Regions from separate parts of the Homo sapiens genome. Here region 2 is linked to region 1. The links are chromatin loops, found by intact Hi-C in ENCODE. Cell type or tissue: Calu3. All regions are shown on one strand. Links, peaks and the distances in the headings refer to the core of each region. The heading gives the core; the rest is flanking DNA. Region 1 overlaps CPM (carboxypeptidase M). Region 2 has its middle 43 kb from the start of CPSF6.

What was found. Hi-C counts contacts between places; a loop is a spot of excess contacts. Peaks named below come from ENCODE experiments on the same cell type or tissue, not always from the same donor. Only the 100,000 strongest peaks of a DNase experiment are listed, where the experiment ranks them.
Region 2: a loop joins it to region 1, with 13 times the contacts of the local background. A loop is called at or near these places in 3 of 110 quality-filtered maps.

Annotation. Positions count from the first base shown.
Region 1 is chr12:68,861,842-68,866,097 of GRCh38, reverse strand. All of the region lies in intron 7 of CPM (carboxypeptidase M), which reads left to right. Among named protein-coding and RNA genes, the nearest start is that of MDM2, 56 kb to the right of the region's middle. In Calu3, for the core only: no CTCF peak of the experiment used is centred there; a DNase peak (open chromatin) is centred at 2,007.
Region 2 is chr12:69,194,257-69,198,793 of GRCh38, reverse strand. No RefSeq gene overlaps it. Among named protein-coding and RNA genes, the nearest start is that of CPSF6, 43 kb to the left of the region's middle. In Calu3, for the core only: a CTCF peak has its summit at 1,899 (motif pointing right); a DNase peak (open chromatin) is centred at 1,913.

The DNA.
Region 1 (4,256 bases), core at 257-4,256:
CCGAACTCTGCCAGATGTCCTGGTGCTAGAAATCTTGCCAGCCTGTTTGCTGAAGGCTGGCTGGCCCTTATCACAGATAGACAGACTAAATGTGGCAGAGAGTGATAGCTTTCAAACGTGCAGTGGACTCACCGGGAGCGCTTGCTAAAACAGATTGCCAGGCCCCAACCCGGAGTTTCTGTTTGGACCACCTTACCACGTGATGCTGATGCTGCTGGTCCAGCGGCTATACTTAGAAAGCCATTGCACTAGAGAAACACACTGCTAGAGATGATGATGGAATCTTGTACAGTTCAAGTTTATTAACCAGGTGGTGTCTCTTTGGGCAAGGTGTGGAAGGCTCTTCTATATTTACAGAGGTGAAGTTATCTTTCTCCATTCAGAATGGCTTGGGGAGAGAAACATATCAGGAATTGGCATAATAGCTATGATACCACATGGAGAGAGAGAGAGAGAGAGTGTGAGTGTGTGTGTGTGTGGGTGTGTGTGGGTGTTGAAAAGGTTTGCTGCATGGGCCTACTGCATAACTGCATAATTCCCGGAATTTTCTGCATGATTCACAGCAAAGCTTTCCTCCTGCTACAAAGAAGATGGAGAAGGATGAGGGAAGGTAGCACAGGGCCAGAGGGCTGAGTGCAAGGATGATTAGGACCCTTCCTCGGCACACATCCCTAAAAGGGATGCCCCTGCCCTCTTTCATACCTGTATCCCCAGCCTCCATGCCCTGACCTGAAGAGAAGTACACAAAGATTACTGGTAAACTCACAGGGCTATGTCTAACTGGCTGAGTCGTTCATGGACTAGGTTGACTCCCTGTGATAGGGGATGTTATGAAATATCGTTCTTTCTCACCAGCATCTTAATAAAGATTATAAACTTATTATTGGGACTTTCACCTTCTTCATTATGTCATCAAACGTTGTCTTGGGTTCTCTCTTGCTTAGTATTCTGGTAATTCTTTCTCCACTAGATTTTCCTCATGAGGCATGTCATGTATTAGTCTAACATTTCTATTATATTTCTACCTCTATTGATCCTTTAGTTTGTTAATCTATTACTATTATTATCATTATCATCATTTTAGAGACAGGGTCTCACTCTGTCACCCAGGCTGGAGTACAGTGGCACAGTCATTGCCCACTGTACCTTGAACTCCTGGGCTCAAGTGATCCTTCTGCCTCAGTGTCCCAAGTAAGTAGGACTACAGGTGCACAGCACCACATCCAGCTAATTTTTTAAACAATTTTATATAGAGACAGAATCTTGCTATGTTGTCCAGGTGAGTCCCAAACTCCTGGGCTCAAGCGATCCTTCTGCCTCAGCCTCCCAAAGTGCTGGGATCCCAGGTGTGAGCCACCGTGACTGGCTCTGCCTATCCTTTTCTGAAATTCATTCTTCACCAGTATCAACATGGGTATGGGCGTGCAAGTGAACATCAAATATGCTCTGTGTAACTGCACTACTATTTTCAGAACCTCAATCTAGCTGTAAAGATTATTTACCAAGCACTGAATTAAGGTGGGCTTTGAAGTATCATGTTGATGTAATATTGCCAGGGAAAGGGCAATATAAATTGCAGTATACCTATTATTATTTTTAATAATTTGGAAGGCTTACCAGTCCATTTGCACTAGGTTTTGTTTTTTTGTTTTTGAGACGGAGTCTCGCTCTGTCATCTAGGCTGGAGTGCAATGGTGTGATGATCTCGGCTCACTGTAACCTCCGCCTCCCAGGTTCATGTGATTCTCCCACTCAGCCTCCCAATTTGCTGGAATTACAGACACCCACCATCATGCCCGGCTAATTTTGTATTTTTGTAGAGACAGGGTTTCACCATATTGCCCAGGCTGGTCTTGAACTCCTGACCTCAGGTGATCCGCCGGCCTCGGCCTCCCAGAGTGCTGGGATTACAGGCATGAGCCACCATGCCCAGCCCATTTGCATTAGGTTTTATAAAGAATGTGTATCTGCCTGTCTCTATAATCAGATGCAAACAACTCACTCAAAAAATACATATATTGGCACATCAACCCTGCCCCCTTGTGGTTTAAGACAGATGCATAACATGGTTTAATAATGAAACCATATTTCAAAATACCAATACAGTGTGGTTATTACTACTTAATAGAAAGGTTCTCTCCCTACTAGTGCCCAATAAGAAACTAATGAATATTTTGTTTGTGAAGAATGGCAGCAAACACCCCTTTATTGGTATTGCTCTGGTTTAAAGACATTATTGATATTCGTCAAACTGCATTGCATTTACTGGTTCCATTTTACCAATTGCTAGGATGCTTCTGAGTTTCTGAGGTTTTGACCCATCTGGAAGTCTCTGAGCCACCTTGTCTGGGAAGGAAAGGCCTTCTGCTTTAGTGGAAGGGCCTTGCCAAGAGGGTAGAGGCTTAGGTAGAGCCCAAGCTGTTTTGTCATCTGGCGATGTTTGCAATCTTGAGCAAGCACTTGTCTGAATCTCAGTGTAGTCAACAGAAAGTTGAGAGTAATAGCATCAGCCTTGCCTCCCACCAGCCTGTTCTAAGGCTTCAGTGGTGTTATTCCTTCAATTAGAACTCACTGCAGACCTCAACTGAAACTCGGGCCCCTTGGTGCTGTGTTGTCCTGCTTAGAGGATGATTTACTAGGTTCAAGTTGAGATGAGGGTGTCGGCAGACATTAAAACCAAAGTAGCAAAGGAGGGCAAGTCTGAATTCTAGAGGCTTAAAATGTCTTGCTTGTCCCGGTCTCTGAGGAGAAGCAAAGATGAGCCAGACACGGTGTTACCTGCCTGCTGCGGCCCTGTCTTTCCCCTGGACTCCTCAAAGCAGATCTGAACCTAGAGAGCAAGGGAATGGCTCACAGCATCCAGAAACCTAAGCAACCTGGGCATAAAAGAATCTGGTATGTGCTGAGTTCCAGAAGCCTGTGAGCCACAGATGTGGATCTGTTATCACATCCAAAATAGGAGGCAACTGTGACCATGCGGTGGGGACATGGGCACAAACAAGCAGTCTCCTAAGTACTGTCCCAGCTCCGACTCTAAATTGTGGCCAACAGATGCAGAATTCTAGTGCTTGCCCAGCCAAGACTTTTCATTCATGAAGCTCTAATCCATTTCCAAGGGAAAAAGAGCTTTACATTTCTCCCATGTATCTCCCCATCTGGCCACAGAATTTATATCTCAGATTTTATGTCTTCTCATTTGTATTGTATCTGAGCATTTTTCAAATTTTCCTTTTTTTTTTTTTAATATAGTGTTGGCTCTCTCTGCGTCTCTTAGGGTCTACCAGTCTTTTTTTCAATGTTTCAACTTCAGCATATAGAAATAAATCACATTTTCTGGTAAAACAATTACTTCCCTCTTAAGTAAAAGGTTTGGTGGTATGTAGACAAAATATTGTAAAGACATATACAAGCTAAAGCACGCTTTTATTTGGCTGGTGGGAGGGGTTTTCCTTTGAATATAAATTCCATACATAAGCATGGTCTGTGTTTGCCCAGTAACAGTGATATTCGCATACCCCAGGCTTCCATAGCTGGAAGAACCATCTTTAGGTTTAGGTAAGAGTCATATGAAAGTGAGTCTTTGGGCCTGTAATCCCAGCACTTTGGGAGGCCAAGGTGGGCGGATCACTTGAGATCAGGAGTTCGAGACCAGCCTGGCCAACGTGGTGAAACCCATCTCTACTAAAAATACAAAAATTAGCCAGGTGTGGTGGTGGGCACCTGTAATCCCAGCTACTTGGGGTGCTGAGGCAGGAGAATCGCTTGAACCCGGGAGATGAAAGTTGCAGTGAGCCGAACTGGTGCCACTGCACTCCAGCCTGGGCAACAGAGGGAGACTTCAATTTAAAAAAAAAGAAAGTGAATCTTTGGGTTATTAGGGGATGACGAATGAGGGTCAAACTGGAATATGAAGATTTTCAGACATTTCTTCAAATGCAAATTGTTCTTCCTTTTTCTATCTTTGAGGGTAGGCAGACCGCAGGTTGACTGGAGCCTTGATTCAGCTGCAGCACACACTGATACGTAGGTGTTGTTCAAGTCCCTGAGGCCATCCAAAATCACTGTCATGTGACTGTCAAAAAAGTCAAATCTGTTCTATTAAAGTGTAACTGCTTCTAGCCAAGAAGAAATTTGCTGCCTTTTTTTAAAGGGTACCATGACTTTTTTTTTTTTTTTTTTTTTTTTTTGGTGTCTTCTGCCAACTACTCATTACTAGTACCCTGAATTCTATTTCATCATTATCTCCAATGTTAAAG
Region 2 (4,537 bases), core at 237-4,236, 330 kb before region 1:
GTAACCACTTTTGACTATTTCTGTTTTTATTTTTCCCTAATTGTTACCTCTACATAATCTCCATTTCTTTTTTTCTTTTCTTTTCTTTTTCTTATTTTTTTGAGACTGAATCTCACTCTGTTGTCCAGGCTGGAGTGCAGTGGCACGATCTCAGCTCACTGCAACCTCTGCCTCCCAGGTTCAAGCAATTCTTCAGCCTCAGCCTCCCGAGTAGCTGGGACTGTGGGTGCCTGCCACCACACCAGGCTAATTTTTGTATTTTTAGTAGAGATGGGGTTTCATCATATTGGCCAGGCTGGTCTTGAACTCCTGACCTTGTGATCCACCCACCTCGGCCTCCCAAAGTGCTGGGATTACAGGCATGAGTTACTGTGCCCAGCCAATCTCCTCTATTTCTAATTTTATCCATGTTAAACAATATTTAATGGCATCCAACTATGAAAAATGAGCAGTTAACAAATACTTTTTTTATCCTAGTGTCTTAGTCCATTTGGGCCGCTACAATAGAATACCGCGAACTGGGTGGTTTGAACAACCCAGTTTCTCACTGCTCTGGAAACTGAGAAGTTCAAGATCAAGGTGCCAGAAGACTTACTTTGTGTCTGGTGAGGGCCTGCTTCCTGGTTCCTAGATGGTATTCTTCTCTTTGTGTCTTCACATGGCAGAAAGAAAATGAGAGAGCTCTCTTGGGTCCATTTTAGAAGGTTACTAATCCCATTCATGAGGGCTTCATTCTAAATGCTTCCCAAGGGCCCCATCATCTCATACCATCCCATCAAAGATGAGAATTTCAACATATGATTTTGGGTTAATTGAATGGACTGCAACACATTCAGTTCTTTGCACCAAGGAAAATGAAAAAGAGTGTTAGGTGGAAGAAATAATGGTGGTGGTAGAAGGATATCACACTTTATAATTCTATGAAGGAGAACCAGTGTGATGTGGGCAAACAAAATTTTGAATCAATGTTGTGTGGAGTGTGGCTTCTACTACTCGTTTGCCAGGATGGGAGATTGTTGTGAGATGAAATAACACATCTACAGGTGTTTTGCTATGGACTCATCCCTAGTGGCATAGTTGGGATATTTGTCCCCTTCAAGTCTCATTTGAAATGTGATTCCCAGTGTTGGCGGTGAGGCCTACTGGGAGGTGTTTGGGTCACAGAGGAGGATCCCTTATGAATGGCTTGGTACCCTCTCCCTGGCAATGAGCAAGTTCTTACTCTATTAGTTCATGCGAGATCTGATTGTTAAGAAGAATCTGGCACCACTTCTCTCGCTCTTGCTCCTTTTCTTACCATGTGACACACTGGTTCCCCTTGCCTTCTGCTGCAAGTGAAAGCTTCATGAAGCCTCATCAGAAGCCTGTCAGATGCTGATGGCATGCTTGTACAGCCTGCAGAAGCATAAGCCAAATAAACCACTTTTCTTTATCAATTACCCAGCCTCAAAGTATTCCTTTATAGCAATGCAAGATGGGTTAATACGCCTAGAAATATTTGTGTGGGTACATGAGGGAGCATGAGTGAGGGTAGAGAGGAAGATCAACATTTATTAAGCACTACATCTCTCCTAGAAACTATGTAAGGTGCTTTGCAAACACTGTTTCTTTCCTTTCTGCAATGACCCAGGTAAGCTGAGTAAGGGAAGAGTTAGGGATGAATTATCACTTGTTACATACAGTAACAGGATGTCTGTCTGCAAAGTCTATAGTCTTCACACACCACCATATTATTATACACGATGGATGCCAATTATTCTTACATCTGCTAAAATGTAGATTAAATTTAAGATACTTAAGGTCAAACTATTCTGGAGGGTAACCTCTAATGAGCAAAGTGTCTTGCACATTTACCACTAGAAACAGATCTTAGGTTACCGATAAAGCAATTCCACCTGAGCCAGCACCTCTTGTTCCAGCCAACAGAGGGCAGTGAGAGACGTAGGGTGCATTTAGAGTTAGAGCAAGGAAAGTCTTCTTAGAAACTAATGCCAAAGTCAAATTTGAATTGTTGTCAGCTTGTCAAAATGTTGGCCAGAAGCCCAGAAGTGTATAAAATTGTCCTTCTCAAATGATAGATCAATCAAAAACAACTTGAAAAGAATCCATCAGAGTCCTTGAAACATAAAATAATATAAATTCCATTTAATTTAGAAATAATCAGGCTATGCCTTTAGACACTTTACTCAACCATCAGGTATCAGCCATGAAAAGATTGTGGTCCTGTTGGCACGATGTTCCTATATGGGGAAAACAGCTCATTTTCTTATTCTCTGTATGATGTCCAGACTGATTCTTGTGCTGATTCATGTTACTAAACAAATGACATCATCTAAAATCTAAATCTAAATCATCTAAAACTGAATGTTATTCTTTAGTGAAAATCTCCTCCTTATAAATACTCCATCATAGAAGTTTTTAGATAGAAAAAAATAACAGAAACTCCTAACTTCTCAGTAATGGCAATTCCTAGGAAACCTTAAATCATATGAATAAATCATGGAGGGAGCTTGCCTTAGATTGGATGTGCTACCACAGGCCAGAAGGTCAATATCAGGTTTTCAGACCTGGAAACATCACTTTTTTCCATTGCTACTAGGACTGAGCTCTGATTTTTCAAATCTTGCCCACATTCCTATCTAAGGGGTCTGGGGCATCATGCCCTACAAACTATCAGTTCTCATCAGATGGGTTTTATTTAACCATGTATATTGTGACTTACTTTCCAATCTGACTTGGGTATAACAAGGAAGAAAATCAAAATATTTTACCCCAAAACATGTTTCTCTGCCATATCTTGAAATGGCCCTGCAAAGCCGTTCTTTGTGGGGGAAAATCTGTATCTGTAAAGAATCTCTATTAACATAGCTAGATCTTTTTCTTCCAAGCCCTCCCAATCCTGAAAAGATTAACTAAAAGTCTTGCACCTTTTAAAGATCTGAATAGGAAACATTTGTCATCTATTGTCTCTAAGGGCAGCCACTATAAGACTTCAAAAGAACCTTGGTCTCCACAATCTTTTATCTTAACCTGATCATTTCCCTTCTATCATCCCAGGTCTTTGACAAACTCAACCAATTGTCAATGAGAAAATGTTTAAATTTACCTATAGACTGGAAGCACTGCCCTCCCAGCTTTTATTTGTCCCACCTTTATGAACCAAACCAATGTATTTCATAAATGTATTTGATTGATGTCTCATGCCTCCCTAAAATATATAAAACCAAGATGTACCCCAACCACCTTGGGCACATGTTCTCAGGAGCTCTCGAGGGCTGTGTTACAGGCCATGGTCACTCATCTTTGGCTCAGAATAAATCTCTAAAAATATTTTACAGAGTTTGACTCGTTTTGTCAACAGCTACTTGATCATAGAATTTAGATAAATTTTGATTAATTTTGAAATTAATCTCAAATGAGGGGGCAATGTGAGGGAGTGAATGGAAAGAAAAATAGAAAATAGGAATATACCAGAACATCATTCTGAGCTTCTTCCTCAAAAGTAAGCTTACCAGGATAGCAATTAGGAACCTCATTTTAAACAGATGTTAATTGCCAGAAAAATAAAATATCTGTAAATCAAAAATAAATTCCTAAGCCCCCTAACCAATTGAATGGACCCCTTCTCTTGGCCAACGGCATAAAGCAAACCTGAGGCCAGGCGCGGTGGGGCATGCCTGTCATCCCAGCACTTTGAGAAACCGAGGTGGATAGATCTCTTAAGCTCAAACTGTCTTGCTAAGATGTATAAAAACCATGCTGCAGCCTGACCACTTTGGGCATATGTTGTTAGGCTTTCCTGGGGCTATGTCACGGGCCATTGGTCACTCACATTTTACTCAGAATAAATATCTTCAAATATTTTACAGAGTTTGACTCTTTTTGTTGACACATCTGACATACAAATAAATTTAATATTTAAAATAAATAATTGATTATTAATATGAATTTATTACTAAATAATAGTAAGAGAAATAGTGCTTATCAGAAATTTTCTTAGTTAAATACATACTTCTGTTTCACTTTTTCTGTATATGTTACCAGAAAAGGGTCCCGATCCAGACCCCAAGAGAGAGTTCTTGGATCTTGCACAAGAAAGAATTCGAGGCAAATCCATATGGTAAAGTGAAAGCAAGCTTACAAGAAAATAAAGGAATAAAGAATGGCTACTCCACAAACAGAGCAGCCTTGAGGGCTGGTGGTTGCCCATTTTTATGGTTATTTCTTGATTATATGCTAAACAAGGGGTGGATTATTCATGCCTCCCCTTTTAGACAGTATAGGGTAACTTCCTGATGTTGCCATGACATTTGTAAACTGTCATGGCACTGGTGGGAGTGTAGCAGTGAAGACAACCAGAAATCACTTTTGTCACCATCTTGGTTTGGTGGGTTTTGGCCAGCTTCTTTACTATAATCTATTTCATCAGCAAGGTCTTTATGATCTGTATCTTGTAATGATCTCCTATTTCATTCTGTGACTTAGAATGCCCAGTCATCTGGGAATGCAGCCCAGTAGGTCTCAGCCTTATTTAACC